2 separate regions of the Homo sapiens genome follow, and region 2 is linked to region 1. Evidence: read pairs that join two places in POLR2A ChIA-PET (ENCODE). Cell type or tissue: HCT116. All regions are shown on one strand.

The links. Peaks named below come from ENCODE experiments on the same cell type or tissue, not always from the same donor. Only the 100,000 strongest peaks of a DNase experiment are listed, where the experiment ranks them.
Region 2: POLR2A ChIA-PET joins it to region 1 with 16 read pairs; 5 of 35 experiments call an interaction of 5 or more read pairs at or near these places.

What each region holds. Positions count from the first base shown.
Region 1 is chr4:11,628,342-11,636,341 of GRCh38, forward strand. The region is part of intron 2 of LOC107986178 (a long non-coding RNA gene); the gene reads left to right. Among named protein-coding and RNA genes, the nearest start is that of LINC02360, 140 kb to the right of the region's middle. RefSeq lists an enhancer at 3,722-4,921. In HCT116, no CTCF peak of the experiment used is centred here; DNase peaks (open chromatin) are centred at 220, 4,340, 6,189 and 7,250; H3K4me3 peaks cover 1,821 bases; H3K27ac peaks cover 8,000 bases.
Region 2 is chr4:11,508,078-11,516,077 of GRCh38, forward strand. No RefSeq gene overlaps it. Among named protein-coding and RNA genes, the nearest start is that of HS3ST1, 83 kb to the left of the region's middle. In HCT116, no CTCF peak of the experiment used is centred here; a DNase peak (open chromatin) is centred at 6,924; H3K4me3 peaks cover 857 bases; H3K27ac peaks cover 7,418 bases.

The DNA.
Region 1 (8,000 bases):
ACAACCTTTAGCTTGAAATCTATAAACTTGAGTAAATGATTATTAGATTGTTTAGTAAGGGAAATGTGACACTGCAGGAATGTTGAGTCTTAGTTTAATCTACACATTTAATTTAGGTTTAGGACTTGGTTTATGTTTGATATCAAACTATCATCAAATGGAACACAGCATATCTGAGCTGAAAGTAAGACAGGGTCATGAGAGGCTCAGCTATGACCCAAAGCCACAGACAGCCTCAGGCAGTTGCAGACCAGGGCCCCAGGGCTTTTATGTCCCAGGCAATTGTGAGCACAATAAAAATGCTCAGGAGTTGTGAAATTCTTGTTCAGGGGGCTGATGTTTGGAAAGAGGGTAAAGCCAAAATCCAAGATTAACACAATCTTTGCTCATTAGAATAGTCCAGCAAAACATTAGCAAAGAATTTTGCCCTTCCCAGCATTTCTGTATTCAAGTACAATGTGCTTCTTCAATGCAATTTATGTTTCTACTTATTGCATTGTGTGCATTTAAGCAAGCCATCCAAAATCCCTTTTGGGACAGATATTCTAAGTCAAATGCATACTCTCCAATGTCATTCTTGTTAGAGAAAGTAACTTACGGTAGGTAAATAAAAGCAGAACAAAACATACTTCTGGTTCAATGTCTCCTCCCCAAGTTCCCTTCATTCATCACAGAGGTACCGCAAATTCATTCAGTTGAAGAAAATCCAGTGAGTTCTATAATTAAAATGAAGGCATTGTATCTCTTTCTAATTGGCTGCTTATTTTCTGACTTTTCAAGGTACATTCTGTCTGCCTCTCCAGGTTCACTCTCTACCTTTGTTCACTCTGAAAGGTATCCTGAGAGACTGCCTCAAATGGGCTCTTACGCTCTGGCTTCCTATTGGAATTGGTCAATGGGATATAGCAGCAAGAAATGGGAGATCAAAGGAAGAAGAGCTGGGAGCTACTGGTTCTTAGGGTTCCCTGTCTGCCTCATGGGAGTTTGGCCACAGCCAAGGTGCTCCTCTTGGATTGCAGCAGCTCCTGTGGGCAGCACTTTCCTACAGTTTCAACTCTCGCTGGGTTCCCATAACTGCTTTCTCCTCTTGCCTCGGTGTGGCTTGAGACAACAATTCAATTCACGGCTTATTCTAGGTGCTAAAGATGGAGTAGAGAACAAAAGAAGAAGAAAACATTCCTTCTTTATAGGGTTGAGTAGCCAGGAGGAAAGAGACAGAAAATAAACAAAAATAAAATGTGCTTAATGATGACCAAGTCTATGAATAAAAACAAAGCAGGGAAGGATGCTAGTAAGTGCTGGGACAGGGAAAGGTGTGCCTCTGAAAAAGGTGCTCAGGGAAGGCATGGGTGATATTTGAGTAAAGACTTGAAGGAGGTGAAGGAGCAGCCATGGAGATATGAGACAGAACAACAGTTCTAGAGAAAGGAAGAGCATGTGTAAAACCAAAAGGCAACCGCATGCTTAATGAGTGCATAAAACAGCAAGGGGCCAGTGTGGCTGGAGAAGAGTGAGGGAGAACACAGAGAAGGGCGGAGAGGTCATAGGGACAGTTCATGTAGGGACTTGCAGATCATTTTAAAGAATTTGGTTTTTATTCTGAATGAGCTGGGACACCCTTGGACTGAGGAATGGTGTGATCTGATTTATCTTTTATTTATTTATTTTTACGTTTATTTGTTTTTTTGTTTTTGTTTTAGACTGAATCTCTCTCTCTTTTGCCCAGGCTGGAGTGTAGTGGCATGATCTCGGCTCACTGCAACGTATGCCTCCTAGTTTCAAGCGATTCTCCTGCCTCAGCCTCCTGAGTAGCTGGGATTACAGGCACAAGCCACCATGCCTGGCTAATTTTTTTTGTATTTTTAGTTGAGACGAGGTTTTGCCACGTCGGTCAGGCTGGTCTCAAACTCCTGACCTCAGGTGATCCACCTGCCTCGGCCTCCCAAAGTGTTGGGCTTACAGGTATGAGCCACCGTGCCTGGCCCAATTTGTCGTTTTAAAGAATTACTCTTGCTTCTGACTACAAAGCATTCTTGGCTCATGTGTAAAATGAAGGAGGATCACTTAGAAGTTATTGCAATACTCTGGAGAGATATTATGATGGCTTGAGTCAAGGAATAGATGTGCTAAAAATGGTCAGGTCTGGATATATGAAGAAGGGAGAACCAATAGGATTTCCTGATGAATTGCATCTGAAGGGTAAGGGAAAAGAGTTAAAAAATGCATTGAAGTTTTTTACCTGGCTAACTAAGAAAATAAAGTTGTCATTAGTTGAGATGCAGAGGTGGGGCAGGGCATGGGAAATAACAGGAAGTGAATTTTAGATATGCCTGGCTAGAAATGTCTCTTCCCCCTCCAAGGGAGATGTCAAGTAGACAGCTGAACCTACAAGTCAGGGTTCAAGAGAGACATCCTTGCTAGAAATGCACATCTGAGAGTTTCCAGAACAGGAATAGCATGTAAAGCTGGGCATCTAAATGTTCCCTAGAAAGCAGGTCAAAGTAAGGAAATCCAAGAACTGAGGCTCATTTAAAGGTCTTAAGGGTAAAAAGGAACAACATAGTCACTAAAAAAAAGCCCACCCTGAAGGAAACTTGGAGAATGGGTTGACCGAAAGTCAAGTAAAGAAAGTGTGGCCAGAAAGAGGGACAGATCTAGCATATAAAGTGCTAATAGATCAAGCCAGATGGACTGAGAATTAGGCCTTAAATAAGCAATATGGAAGGCCTTGGTGAATAAAACAGAAGTAACATTTGTGGATTAGTAGGCAAATATATGTATATGATTGTATATAAATACATTTGTATACATATATATGTATATGAGATACATAGAGAGAGCTCAAGAGAGAACAGGAGGAAAGGATTTGGAGAGAGTAAATGTAGACCATTATTTGAATACTTTAACTGTAAATAGGGGCAAAAACTGGGGTAATAACTGGAGGTTACGATATAAAATCAAGTCAGGGTTTTCTTTAATGGAAAAAGTAATATATAATTTTAATCAGACTTATCCCAAAGAAAGGGGAAATTGATGATGTAGAAAAAGAAAAAGGGACAACTGTTGGTTTCCTTCTTGAGTAGACAAAATAAGACATTAATATTGGATGGTAGAGCACCTGGCTGATTGAACCTGGTCCCAGGAAAATCAAAGTTGAATTATTTAGAGCGCTCACAGGAGATTAATGTAGGTCAATGATAAAAGATGATTCATATATACTTTTGATGTATGCACAGCTATTCATGAATATTTTTTGCTGAGTAAAACTATATATATGCCTTCATTTGCCTAAGAGGATACAAGTAAAATATGCAGATGTATGACTCAATAGCATAAGAGAAACTCTTGGGCTAGGAGGATTTGTTTACGGTTGAAGGAGGTCATCAAATTAGGAAACTTCTTTTATATTTTGAGCTGGAATCTCTTCTTCTTTATCTGTTATCTACTAAGCCCAGTTCTTCTCTATCTGTTACCTACTAAGCCTGGCACATCATAGTGGCACCCTCTGTGTCCTATGACAACTTTCCTGTGCTCTCAACTTTTGCCTACTTCAGGTAAACCATCTCAGTTTTTTCTAACATTATTTATTTTTATTTCTATCCTCTCCTCAATGTCAACCATTGTCCTCTGACTGTGTGTCTGCTTGCCAAAATCACTTTTGATGTGTAATTCTTGGAAGAGACCCCAGGATTCAGGTTTGATCTTACCAGCTTACTTTAACTGTTAACTCTCGTTGTCTTTTTCCTGGTCACCACATTTCTGTTAATGTTGCCTGGCATTTCATTAGTTCTCTTGGTAACGTTTTAGGCTGAAAGCTCATATTACTCATCTTGGAGTAACCGTAATATGTTGGGCCAACATTACCCTAAGGTAACTACATGCATGAGATCACCTAAGACTCTTGAACATCCTGTGGAGTATGTGTAGTTAGTATTACGTTACAAAGTAAAAAACAGACTCAGCAAGCTTATGGATGTGCCCAAACCCTACAGCTCACAGTCAACTGCAACCTGTTAACACAGCATGTCTGTCCTGAAACCTAGCTTTTGCATTGCCCCAGGATGCTTTGAAATCAAATGATTGCAATACAGATATGGATGAGGCAAGAAGAGATACAAAATGTTATGAAACATATGGGGACAAAGCTAATTCCACTTTCCACGATTGCAGTTATTTCAGTAACCCTCAAGGCCAGGAGCCCATCACCTCCCATTGGTGGATGGATGCACCATTTTCTGCAGGATAGTAAGAGCTGGGCTGAACCAGGAAGTAGCCTCCTTGGAGGGCAGTGCTGGATAGTTAGTCACTGCTCTCCCCGAAAGCCGAAAGACAACGCCCTGGTGCCAATGAGGCACCTTCCTGTCCAAGGGTGTGTGTGAGAACCGGAAATCAAGAGCTGCAAGTCACTGCTCATGGGACTAGTTTCGGCCTAAGAGACCTGGTGAAAGCCAGACTTTAAAATGTCACTTTCAGGATGCAGGTTTTTAAATTGGTAGGTGTACTTGATAATATTGTAAGCTGAGTATGTGGGAAAAAATACAGTGTGGTCCACAGAAATGATCACAAGATACCTAAATAGAAGCAATAGGGTCTGCATAGGATTTTAATAGAGCTATCATAATGGAGAAACCTTGTGATTTTGCCTAAAAACAAGCATGAAGCATTTAAAATTTTAAAGTAATAATTACTGTGCCCAACAGACACATGGTAACCATTGCATCCCCAGCCCATCTTCGATCCCCAACCCTTCACTAGCAGCTCTCCTCACTTCCCTCATCTTTTATTCCCCATGTACGTGTAGCTAGGAGTGGAGTGAGGTTTAGGGCAACATTATAAATATCATACCAGGCCAGGCATGGTGGCTCACGCCTGTTTTCCCAGCACTTTGGACTTTGGGAGGCCAAGGCGGGCAGATCATGAGATCAGGAGTTCGAAACCAGCCTGGCCAGCATGGTGAAACCCCATCTCCACTAAAAATACAAAAAAAAAAAAAAAAAAATTAGCCAGGCATCTTGGTATAGTCCCAGCTACTTGGGAGGCTGAGGCAGGAGAATCGCTTGAACCACGGAGGCAGAGGTTGCAGTGAGCCGAGATCCTGCCATTGCCCTCCAGCCCGGGTAACAGAGCAAGATTCTGTCTCAGAAAAATAAATAAATAAATATAAATAAATAAATAAATAAATATCATACTAAATCATTCCTTTTATCAAAATGGCCTAATCAAAATGACGGTAGGACAGTGTTCAGCTCTGAGGTGGACACATGTCAATATAGACCTGTGAGTCAGAGCATTTGGGCGTGGATGGATACCTCAAAAGAATTTCAGGTGCTCAGAGGACAAGCCCAAGAACAAGTCACAGGGCACAGGTCCCCAGAAAAAAAAATTGGGGTGCAAAAGCTACAAGCAAAGTTGCTTAGCAGGGACAGGGTTACCTAGGTCTAAATCCTGTCTGGCTTGATCATAGGACAAGTGATAAAGATAAGTGCTCAGGCAGAGGAGGTGGTGAGGACAGATTAATATTTACTGAGTCCCAACATTTTGCTGGGTAATGCCCTAGGCACTTCAAAGCTTCTGTTCTATTTGATCTTCACACTAAACAGACCTGAAATGAATTTGTCCCATTAATATATGGGTAAACTCAGGCTTGGAAAGTCAAGTAACTTACTCAAAGTCACTGATGTTATAAATGATGTTTCCTACTTGGGCTGCTCGATTCCAAAGCCTGAACTTTTTGCAGTGTATCACTGGCTAGAGAAAGACTCACAGCCTCAGGATGTAAGTCCACTTCTTGAAATTTGAAGCTTATCAACAGCTAGATGGGTCACAGGTTTTATGAATCCAGAATCTACCAATTTTTAGCCAGATCACCCCTACCCCACTGTCTAAGCCATCCCCACCGGATCCTGAACATTCCCTGGAAAATTATTGCATCTGCCATGTTTTGGCTTACAGAAATGCCCTACTCCTTTCTATATCAATCAAAGTGAACTTTCACTTTAAGGACCAGCACCCAAGCCATATTTATCTCAAGTCCTTCCAAGGTCCTACAAAGCTGAACCAAGCCTGGCCCCACCTGTCCCACAAACACACTCTGTATCCTCCTGCCTCACCCTCAACTGCACTGCAATCACTGGTACACAGCTCCACCCCTTAGTTTCAGGGAAGCCTGGACTAATGACAACAACCAGGTTTCTGAATGGATCAAAGGTATTATCAGACATACGTCACTTCCTACACTAACTACGTAAGTCATTTTCTCTTGCTCTGCCTCAGTTTCTGTGTCTTTAAAATCAAGGATTGATAAAAACATGTGCCTAGTGCTTAGGATTGCAACTGGCACAAAGAAAGGAGATGAGACTTGCACAAAATGTGATCCTTTGTGTCTCATCTTGACCCTGTGTCCTTCAGACACTTTTGTTCAGCCCCAGGCCAGGAGGCTTTACTGAAATTTTATGTATTCCTTTGAAGCTGCCCCAGCACTTGCCAGAGAGGGTTTCATGTGTTTTAGTTGAGCTAACTGTAACATGTTCCTAACATTTTATACCTGAAACACATGACTCTTTCATTGGTGCAATTTTATATGAATATGGGTAACACATATGCTAGGGCTGTCATAACACAGTGCCACAGGTGGGGTGGCTTCAATAGCAGGAATTTATTGTCTCACAATTCTACAGGCTAGATGTCCAAGATTAAGGTGTCAGCAGGGTTGGCTTCTCCCTGTGACTTCACATGGTCACCCCTCTTTGTTCCAATCTCCTCTTCTTTAAGGGACATCAGCCATTATCAGTGCCCATCCTAATAGTTTTTTAACCTCAATTTCCTCTAAAAATCTTAACTGAAGTTAAGGCTTTAAAATATGAATTTGGGGGAGGAACAGGATTCACTGGTTGTTGTGCAAACACTCCAAGCTGAAGCCTTTTACTGGAGCAGAGAGGACAAGACAGCATCGGCCTAGGCTTAAAGTTATTCCAGCTTTGCCTGCCTTGCATGGGGGGGCTATGCATGAGACATGGCTGGGAAACTTGCTAGCTGAAGAAACCATAGGAAGAATGAAATTCAGGAAACAGGGACACATGAACCCTGCACACACAGTGAGCTCACAGGTGGCCGCTTTGTCATGAGAAGTATTTCACCCTGGCCTCCTGGGAGCACTGAGTGTGGTAGGGACAGCAAGCTCTGAACTTAGAGAAAAATGAGTTTCTACCCTAGCTTTGCAACCAACAAGAAACAGAACCAGTTACCTAAGCTTTGTGAGTCATTGCTTTGCCATCTGTAAAATGAGCTAATGCTAATACTTGCTTAACCAACCTGTTGTGAAGATTGAATTACATAATGCCTAGGGAAACATTTTCCGTAATGCTGGATACATTCTAAATGCTCAGCAAGTGAGAGTTATGGTTGGGATTGTTAATAATAACAGCATTGTCCTTGTTACTGTAATACATAAAGTTATTATTATTTTACAGAGTTGGAATAGGGCGCTTTCTTTTCATCCCATCATACTGACCCTCCACTAGGGTTTATGCTCTTCATGAAGGGTTTGTAAGGGAGCAGATGCCTTCTGCGGTGCAGGCACAAACCATCTCATAGGATTCTGGATGGTAAACTTAGATATCACAGTTACAACCCAATTATTTTTCAGATGAAGGACCGAGGTCCCAGGAAGGGAAGTGACATTGTAAGGTCCCTTGATGGCTCATTAGCAGAACTGGGATTAAAATCCTGATATCTTAATGCCTAGTTTCAAGCACTCTCTTTTGTATTCCCACTTTCTCCAATACTGTAATCCCTCCACCAGATCACTGCCCTTTCAGACACTGTGTGAGGTTAAAAGTAGTTCAGTATACTAATTTGGAATTCTGGGCCTGTCATGTATTAACTGTGCGACCTTGGATGAGTAATTTAACCTCTTCCTACCTTAGTTTCTCCTCTGTAAAATGAAAGTTATAATAGGGCTCATTTTGTAAGATTGTTGGTGAGGGTTAAATGAGGCCATA
Region 2 (8,000 bases), 120 kb before region 1:
CACTGTCCCAAGCAAACCTGGGCAGATGGCCAACCTAAGTAGAGAAGCATGAGATGGAGATCCAAAAGCATTGGCTTGGTAGTCAGGAAGACCTGAGTTCAAGTTCAGAGTCCTTGGACTTGTGACGGTGGACAAATGCCATAGCCTGCTCAAGGTGATATTAATAATAAAAATATAACTCGTACTTTGCTTTGAGGATTAAATTAAACTGCCCATGTGGAAAACCCTGTAGAGTGTCAGACTCATAGCTCATGCCAGGAAGAAATGTAGCTGCTATAGTTATGCAGCACTGGGTTCTCTGTTTATTTGAAGAGTGGAGGCTTTGAGAGGTTATGAGACTTGCTCGAGGTTACGCTGAGACAGATCTCATATAAGGGTCAAGACCTACAGACACTCCTTGCAGTTTTCTGTCCACCATAAAGTGCTGCTCTTCTGATGCATTCTTTATTACAAGCCACTAGTGCAGTACTTAGTATATTGGAGATGCTTCTAAAATAAAAGATTCCATAATAGCAACATCAAAATGCCATTTATAACATAATTCCCCTTTACTTTTTCAACAAAGTTTTAATAAGTGATTACTACATCCTAAGCCCTGAGTTATAGCTAGGGAATAAAATGATAATGAATAATAGATGATGCCCTTGCCTTCATGCAGCTTACACTCCCAGGTTTGTACACTGTAGATTGTATCAGATGCTAGTTTCTATACATGGCCCCTGAGACATGCAAATGAAGAGTGTTTGATTTACTACTTTTCAGTTCACTATTTTTATCCCAAGAGAAATTTTCATTTCAACTCTCCAGCCTTACCAGTGTCACTGAACACAGAAAATTCTCGAACGCTTAACAAGGTGAAACACAGTTTCTTTCTTTTCATGAACACAAAACAATGTTTTTTTGGAATAATTTTTGGATACAACATCTTTTTTGTGTGTACAAACAAATTTTATGTTCTAAAGAAATGAACAACTAAGGCATGCGCATGAGAAGCTTTGTCTTCATATTTCATTTTTTTCATAAAAATATTTAGCTGTTGTCCAAGAAACCACACTGCTTCCTAATTAGCATTGAGCATTAGCTCTTAAGCTAACCACATAGGTCAGCTGATTTCAGATATAAGACAGCATAAATATAGTAGGCTGAACCTGCACATTCAAAACAAGATCAATTGGTCAACACGTATATGGTAAGTGCCTATCACATGCAAGACAATGCTCTAGGTACTGATGCAGACAAGAGAGACATAATCTTTGCCCTCAAAGAGCTTACCTTCTAGAGAAAGAAACAAGTAGATATTCAACCAAAAATACATTACAAAGCTAATGTTAATTTTTAAAAAGTGTTATGAAAAAGATTAAATTGATCCATAAGTTAAACAGTGCCTGAGGGAGTTGCTGGGGATGAAAAGCTCCACAGAAATGTCATCTCATTTAAGCTCAACACAAATGTCATCTCAACATAAATGAGATGACATTTGTGTTGACTAAGTAACAAGAAGAAGGCAGTCATGCGAAGGTTTACAGAAGGCACTTCAAATAGAAGGAACAGCAGATACAAAGGTCCTGAAATGAGTGCACTTAGTATACCATTCCAAGGGCTGCAAGAGGGTCAGGGTGGTTGGAGCTTGGGATGAGAAAGAGAGTGGCCTGAGATGAAATTCATGACAGAAGCAGGGGCCACTTCATGAAGGGCCTTGTAGGGCATAGTAAAAGCCTAGGGCATGGTTTTACGCAGGGAAGCTTACACCGTCTGATTATAAGGCTCACTCAGGCATCCGTGTGCAGAGCTGCCTGTAAGACACGTGGGTGGAGATGAGGACCATCATCAAGATAATGGCACTTGATCTGGGGGATGGACTATGCTGACCCGGATTAGGATTTCAGTGGCAAAGATAATAGCAAAAGACCAGATTTGGGATGCTTTTTGGAAGAAGAGCTCATACAACTTGCTGATGCACAGAACTAGGGTGAAGGAAAAGAAAAAACAAATCAAGGATTCCTCCTAGTTTGGGGCCTTGATAACTGGGTTGATGGTGGATTTTGGTGGGGACAGGGGTGGCATGGGTAAACAAGTGGTCCGTTTTAGACCAAACTAAGTTTTGGATCCCATTTGATTTCTAAGTGAAAATGCTGAATGGGAAGTTGAGCCTGGGACTCAGGGGAGTCATCAGAGCTAGAAATGCAAATTTGAGAGTCTTACTGTATTGCTGGTATTTAAACAGAGGAAACTGCATAAAATCACCTAAGAAAAGAATTAAGGGAGAGTGGATAAGGGGTTTGGAGATAGAATCCAAGGAACACAAAACTTTAGAGATCTGTTGGGGGAGAAGAGACACCATGAAAAAGTTAAAAAGAAAAGGTGATTTAAAAGGAAAACAATGTAGGCGACATATTCTTTCACAGATTTTTTTTCCCCAACTGATCCTTGTGAAATCTGATGTTTGTCTTATTTGTCCTTGGTAGCTGGTTTGACATAAACCATCTCATTCCTATTCCTCTCAGCTACTTCAATTCAGCATGTCTAGATATTCTGTTTCTGGCCTGTTTCCATTTTGACTGATATTCCTACAAATTGTGGGTCCTTCTCTGACCTGAGATCTACTTCTTAGATCCTCGATTTGGAGATTTCTGAGCTTCAGATACTTGTGGGTGCATTGTGGGTGCCAGAAGTAAGGCTTTCAAATAGAAAATTGGGAAAACAAAAACAAAAGCAAAATACTGTTTATGAAAATAGAAAAATCTCTCTACATGTATTCATTATGCAGCCAACAGATAATGTTTCTGTGCGTCCTTTGAGCAAATAGGAACCATGGTTTTAATGTTTGGGTGATGTCTCATAGGTAAAAAGCTATGGACCTCTGGCACAAATACCTGGAACAAAAGGTCTTATGGTATTTGTAGTAAATCTATATACTTATTAGCCCACGTTTCCCTTTTCTAGACTATAGGTATAGTCTCTCATAAAGCAGGGGTCATATGCTAATAATAACAATAATGATACATTAGCTAATATTAATTGACAGTTACCCCTATGTTAGGTACTGTGCAATGTATTTAATTTTCAAAACAGACTTATGAGGCAGGTGTTATTATTATCTTCATTTTTAGACAGTAAACTGAGGTTTATAAAGGCAAATTCATTCCCAAGATCATTTGGCAAGTAAAAAGCCAAGTTATTAGTTTAACTTAGTTTGACTTCAAGCCTTTACTTTAAGCCAGTGCTTAAACCAGTGTTAACATGCATATTCTGATCCCACAGGTCTGAGATAGAGCCTGATACTCTGCATTTCTATCGAGCTCCCAGGTGATGAGTATGCTACTGGTCCCAGGACCCCTCTCTGAGTAACCAGGCTCTCAGCCTCTGTGTTACAGTGTCCCCTCACGACCTGGAGAAATGCTTGCTGTGATATGAGTATGGAGCAATTGCATACTGAGAGAATAAACATGGGGAGATGGGGCAACAGATAAGTCTTCCCATCTGCTCACAGAAACTCAGCATAAACAATGTTAGAGGACGAGAGCTTTGCCACATTGTGGGGCAGCCATAGAGTAATGAAGTGGGTCAGCCTGGGGTATGGGTTAGCCTCAGTTGAAAGCACAGCATCTCAGGAAGTTCCAGATCAGCTTTCTTCATTAGGTTGTAAATTTTTGAGAGAGGGGAATATGTTATATTTCTTCTACATCTGTCGCAAAAGGTAGCAAAGTTTTTGGAACACAGAGACTGTTCAATGCATGCTCACTGCCTGCTTTTTCTTACCTCTGTCATGTATGTGCTGCTTCACTTATAAAAACTATTTTTCTATTTTCCAAGTCAAGACCCCCAGTGGAGAGATGAGCTCTAACAGTGAAGTTTACATGATCTCGATTTTGGCCAGTAGTTAACATGTGATCTCTAGAGTCTATCTTTCCAGGTTTGAATCCAGCCCTGCCACTTGCTAGCTGTGTGACTTGGGGAAGTTATTTAACCTCTTTCTGCTTCAATTTTCTTGTCATTAAAATGAGAAAGATAGTCCCTGACTTGATGGGGCTGTCCTGAGGTAAAATGGGTGTAAAGTAGTCAGAGAAGTGCCTAGCACTTAATAGGTAGCTCCATACATGTTAGCTGTATTTATTATTAATTACAACCTAATAGTGACTGTATCAGTCGGAGTTTACCAAAGAAGCAGCACCTCTAGGATAGATGGATGGATAGAGATAATAAAGGAACGTGTTACAGGGAACTGGCCTTATATAATTGTGAAGCTGGTTAAGCAGTGTCTAAAGGCTGTCTCCACATCTGCTGGTGAAGCCTGAAGTCCAGAGCGGGGGAATTCTGGAGAGGAAGATCATGAATTTGCCGGTCCCCACAAGTATGAAATGGAGCCCCACAAAAATCTACTGAAGCCTGCGTCCATTCTTGTTGCCTCTGACTTTGGTAGTGGAAAGGGTGTCCTGCAAAAGCTGGGACCATTTATCACAGAGCTAAACGTACACCTGATCTGGGAATTAGACAAGCTGAAGGAGTGATCTAAGAGAAGGCAGAGAAATTGCAGACCTATAGCTGCTGCTTCATGCCAATAAGTGAGTCAGCAGATCAGTAACAAAAACTATGAGCTACAAAATGGTTACTGCTTCTGTTCCAAAATCTTCCCAGAATCTTCCTTGTAGCCCATCCTAACTGGGAAAACACAAGATAGACAATCTGGAAAATGTAGTTGAACCCAGCTAAGTTGATAGATGGCAAAACTATTACAGTGATAGACCGAATTATGGTAGCTAATTTATTAATATACATGCCAATTCAAATCTTATCACTTGCAGTTTAAAAGATGAATTTGACTAATTTATTTGAATGTGAAGTTTTCTTGAAGATTAGTGCTGAGGTCATGAGACCATGAATGGTCTTTTGTTTATTCTCTCCTTCTTCTAGCTCAACACCCTCAAGGCAAATTAAATGAGTTTCATAAGCAGTCCAAGACCTGTGCAGCTGTTCCATGAAGTCATGAAGGACTCGAGATCTTCTAGCTCTCTGCTCCACCATCTTTAGCATGTGGTTCTAGTTATTGGGGTTGCAAAACAGTAACTGTGGCCCCAGGCATTGATTCCACATTCCAGAAAAAAGAAGGAAGCAATAAGGTAGAAAAATTCCAATGGTTGGGAAACAAAACTTTCCTAAAAAAACAGCAAGAGACTCCAGCTGATGTCTCATTGGTCAGAACAGTATCAAATATCTACCCTCAGCAACAAGGAAGGCTTGGAATTAGAGTTCAGGGGAGTTTTTTTTTTTCTTATGCACACATTATTGCTTCAAACAAAATTAGGGTTCTGTTTTTGAGGAAGAAGCTAAGAGAAATAGATATTGGAAAGGTAGATGGCACTAAAAACCAGAGAAGAAAAGGCCAGATGCAGGGGGATTAGCAAGAAGTTATTATTGTATATAAAAAAGAGAAAGAGTGATGTCTTAGAGCATGGTGGTGTGGTAGAGGTGGTTGGAGGTGGTGGTGTCTGGATGCATTGGAATGTAGAGCAGATGGATTTGATTTGGCAGAGGACTGGAAAAAAAAGAAAAAAATAATTTGTAAGCCATCATTGACTTAGGATAATATTTGGATGTAATGCTGCCTGAATTAGTGACAATGTCACAGGACCCATAACTCCTTGCTTGACATTTACATTCTCAGCGATGCAGCTGGAGACAAAGAATGTCTGGGGGAAAAAAGGAATGGATATCTAGTAGTTTGGATCATTGAATTCTATAGGCTGGAATAATGCGACCAAATACCGGTGGGTGTTTTGGCTATGCAATGGATAAAGTGTGATATAAAACTTTTTTAAAAAGTGAAGAAAACAGGTTTTAGGCTATGGTAAAATCCTTGCATCAGCTTTTACCACTTGTACCTGCAAAGGATCTAAATTCCCTGAACCTCAGCTTTCTCCTACTCAAGATAAGGAGATTGATATCTTTGTTATAGAGTTGTTCTGAGAATTACTTAAAATCTTAGGTAAAAATGGCTTATCTTTATCTCTCACTTCCTGGCCTGGGAAATAACCCTCTTTTTCGAAGCTCCTGGAAACTCCTCTATCAGATTCCCAAAATGATTTATAGGCAAACTGATGTCACAGAAAAGGCCAGACTTCAGCCTCAGACAGAAATGCTTTCGAAATATGCTTCTCATCAGTGATATGAGTGGCTTAACTTGTTTCAGCCATGGTTCTCAGAAATACAAAGCAGGGATAATGATACTTATGTCATGACCTTACTGAGAGGCCACAGCTTGTTGGGACAATTAAGTAAACTTAAATAAAATACAGCACGCAAGTTTGGTAGCCTGAGACCAGACACATGGCAGGCGCAGTTCAATGTTCATTTTCCTCCATTGAGATAAATAATGAGACATAGCATAGATACATTATTTAGTCTAAAGCTTTCAGGTTTTCTATGATGCTGGGTTTCTAACCAAGCCTGATTGCCAAATTTTGGTTAATCCTTCTTTGCAGGGGATTTTTTTCCCGCGAAACTCTGCACCACATCGCATAAATCCTCTTGCCATGGCCGTGGCCCTTCATGTCAAGGGATCTGGAGACCTTACGTGGAGAAAAAAAACATGATATGATGTAGTCATTGTGCTCAACAGTGCACTGCAAATGTGATAAGTCCCAAAATAATATAAGCAAGACGATCTTCAGAAGAAGAAAAGAGATGCAGGGATTAGCTAGGAAAGAAGAGATGGATTTCCCTTGAGCCGAATTTCAGTGGTGAAATAACGAGTCATGAAAATAGAGATATTGAACTTTAAATGACACACAAGGGACACCTCCCTGTTCAACCTGCTTCCCACTTAGGGCTGTCGGCGTAAATCAGGGCTCAGACGGGTCTGCTAGGCAACAGGCTGGGTTCGGCGCCTGACAGGAAGACTGTCAGCGACTTTAGGCGTGCCTTACATTTAGAAAGCCTCCTGTCGTCTGACTAATCACAGAGCCTTTTTCTTGTGACTAATGGGTAGTTTTCTTTAATCTCCAGAAACCTCTGATCAATTAACTACTATTTAAGCCAATCAAGGAAATTGAGATATGGGGTGTAATTAGCTTTCTGGAGGTTACACATAGCATCAGTCAGTAGAGAATCCTGAAGTGGAACTCAGAGCAGGGCTGGTGGATGTGGAAAGAGTAAAAACAAGTGGCATCAGAGTAGAAGGAAGATGTGAGCAGCCACCAGGAGATGAGGCATCTCCCCGACCCTGAGGGAAAAATAAGATACTCTTTTCCTATGGTTCCTTAGAGAACCAACTACACCTTTGAACAATAAACTTTTGTCTGTGTCAGTGTTCTTCCTAAGACACTTACTTGTCTCATTTGTCTCTAGCATAGAACATGGCCTCATCAGCCCTCCACTCCACCTCATTGTGTGATTGTGAAAATCTAGTTGTGTATCACATGTGACAACTTGATGGCAAATATTTCGGTATCACACACATGAAGATCGTAGCCACGCACACATGAGGGTCAGTGATAAGCCATTATTATCATTGTTATTTGTTCCCAAATTCTACCACTGCAAACTCCTTGATATTACTGAAATGATGTCTCTTTCTCTGTTTCTCTTCCCCTGATTAACTGCTAATAAATGACCAGCTGCCTCTTCTTTCAGCTTTTGGTGAAATTCTTTCAGCTTCTTTCAGCCCTGCCCTGCCCTCCTCTCCCATGTGCCCCCCATTCATCTTTGGCCTCTCTTTCCCAGAGTTTTTGGGATGCCGACAAGCTCCTAACTTTGTTGGTTTGCCTGCATGCAGTTTGCTTTTCTGTGAGAAGGAATGACAGTCACTCATAGGGAACCCTGGCTATTTTTTTTCACTTGTCCAAACATGAAGCACACTTGCTTCTCCAGGTGTGGCATTGCAGAAAGCCTGGGGGATGCTGTAGGTCTTGATGGTTTTGGTTGGTGTGTGAGTTTCCTATGGCTGCTGTAACCAATTACAGCAAATGTAGTGGCTTACAGTAACACATCTATTGTTTTCTTAC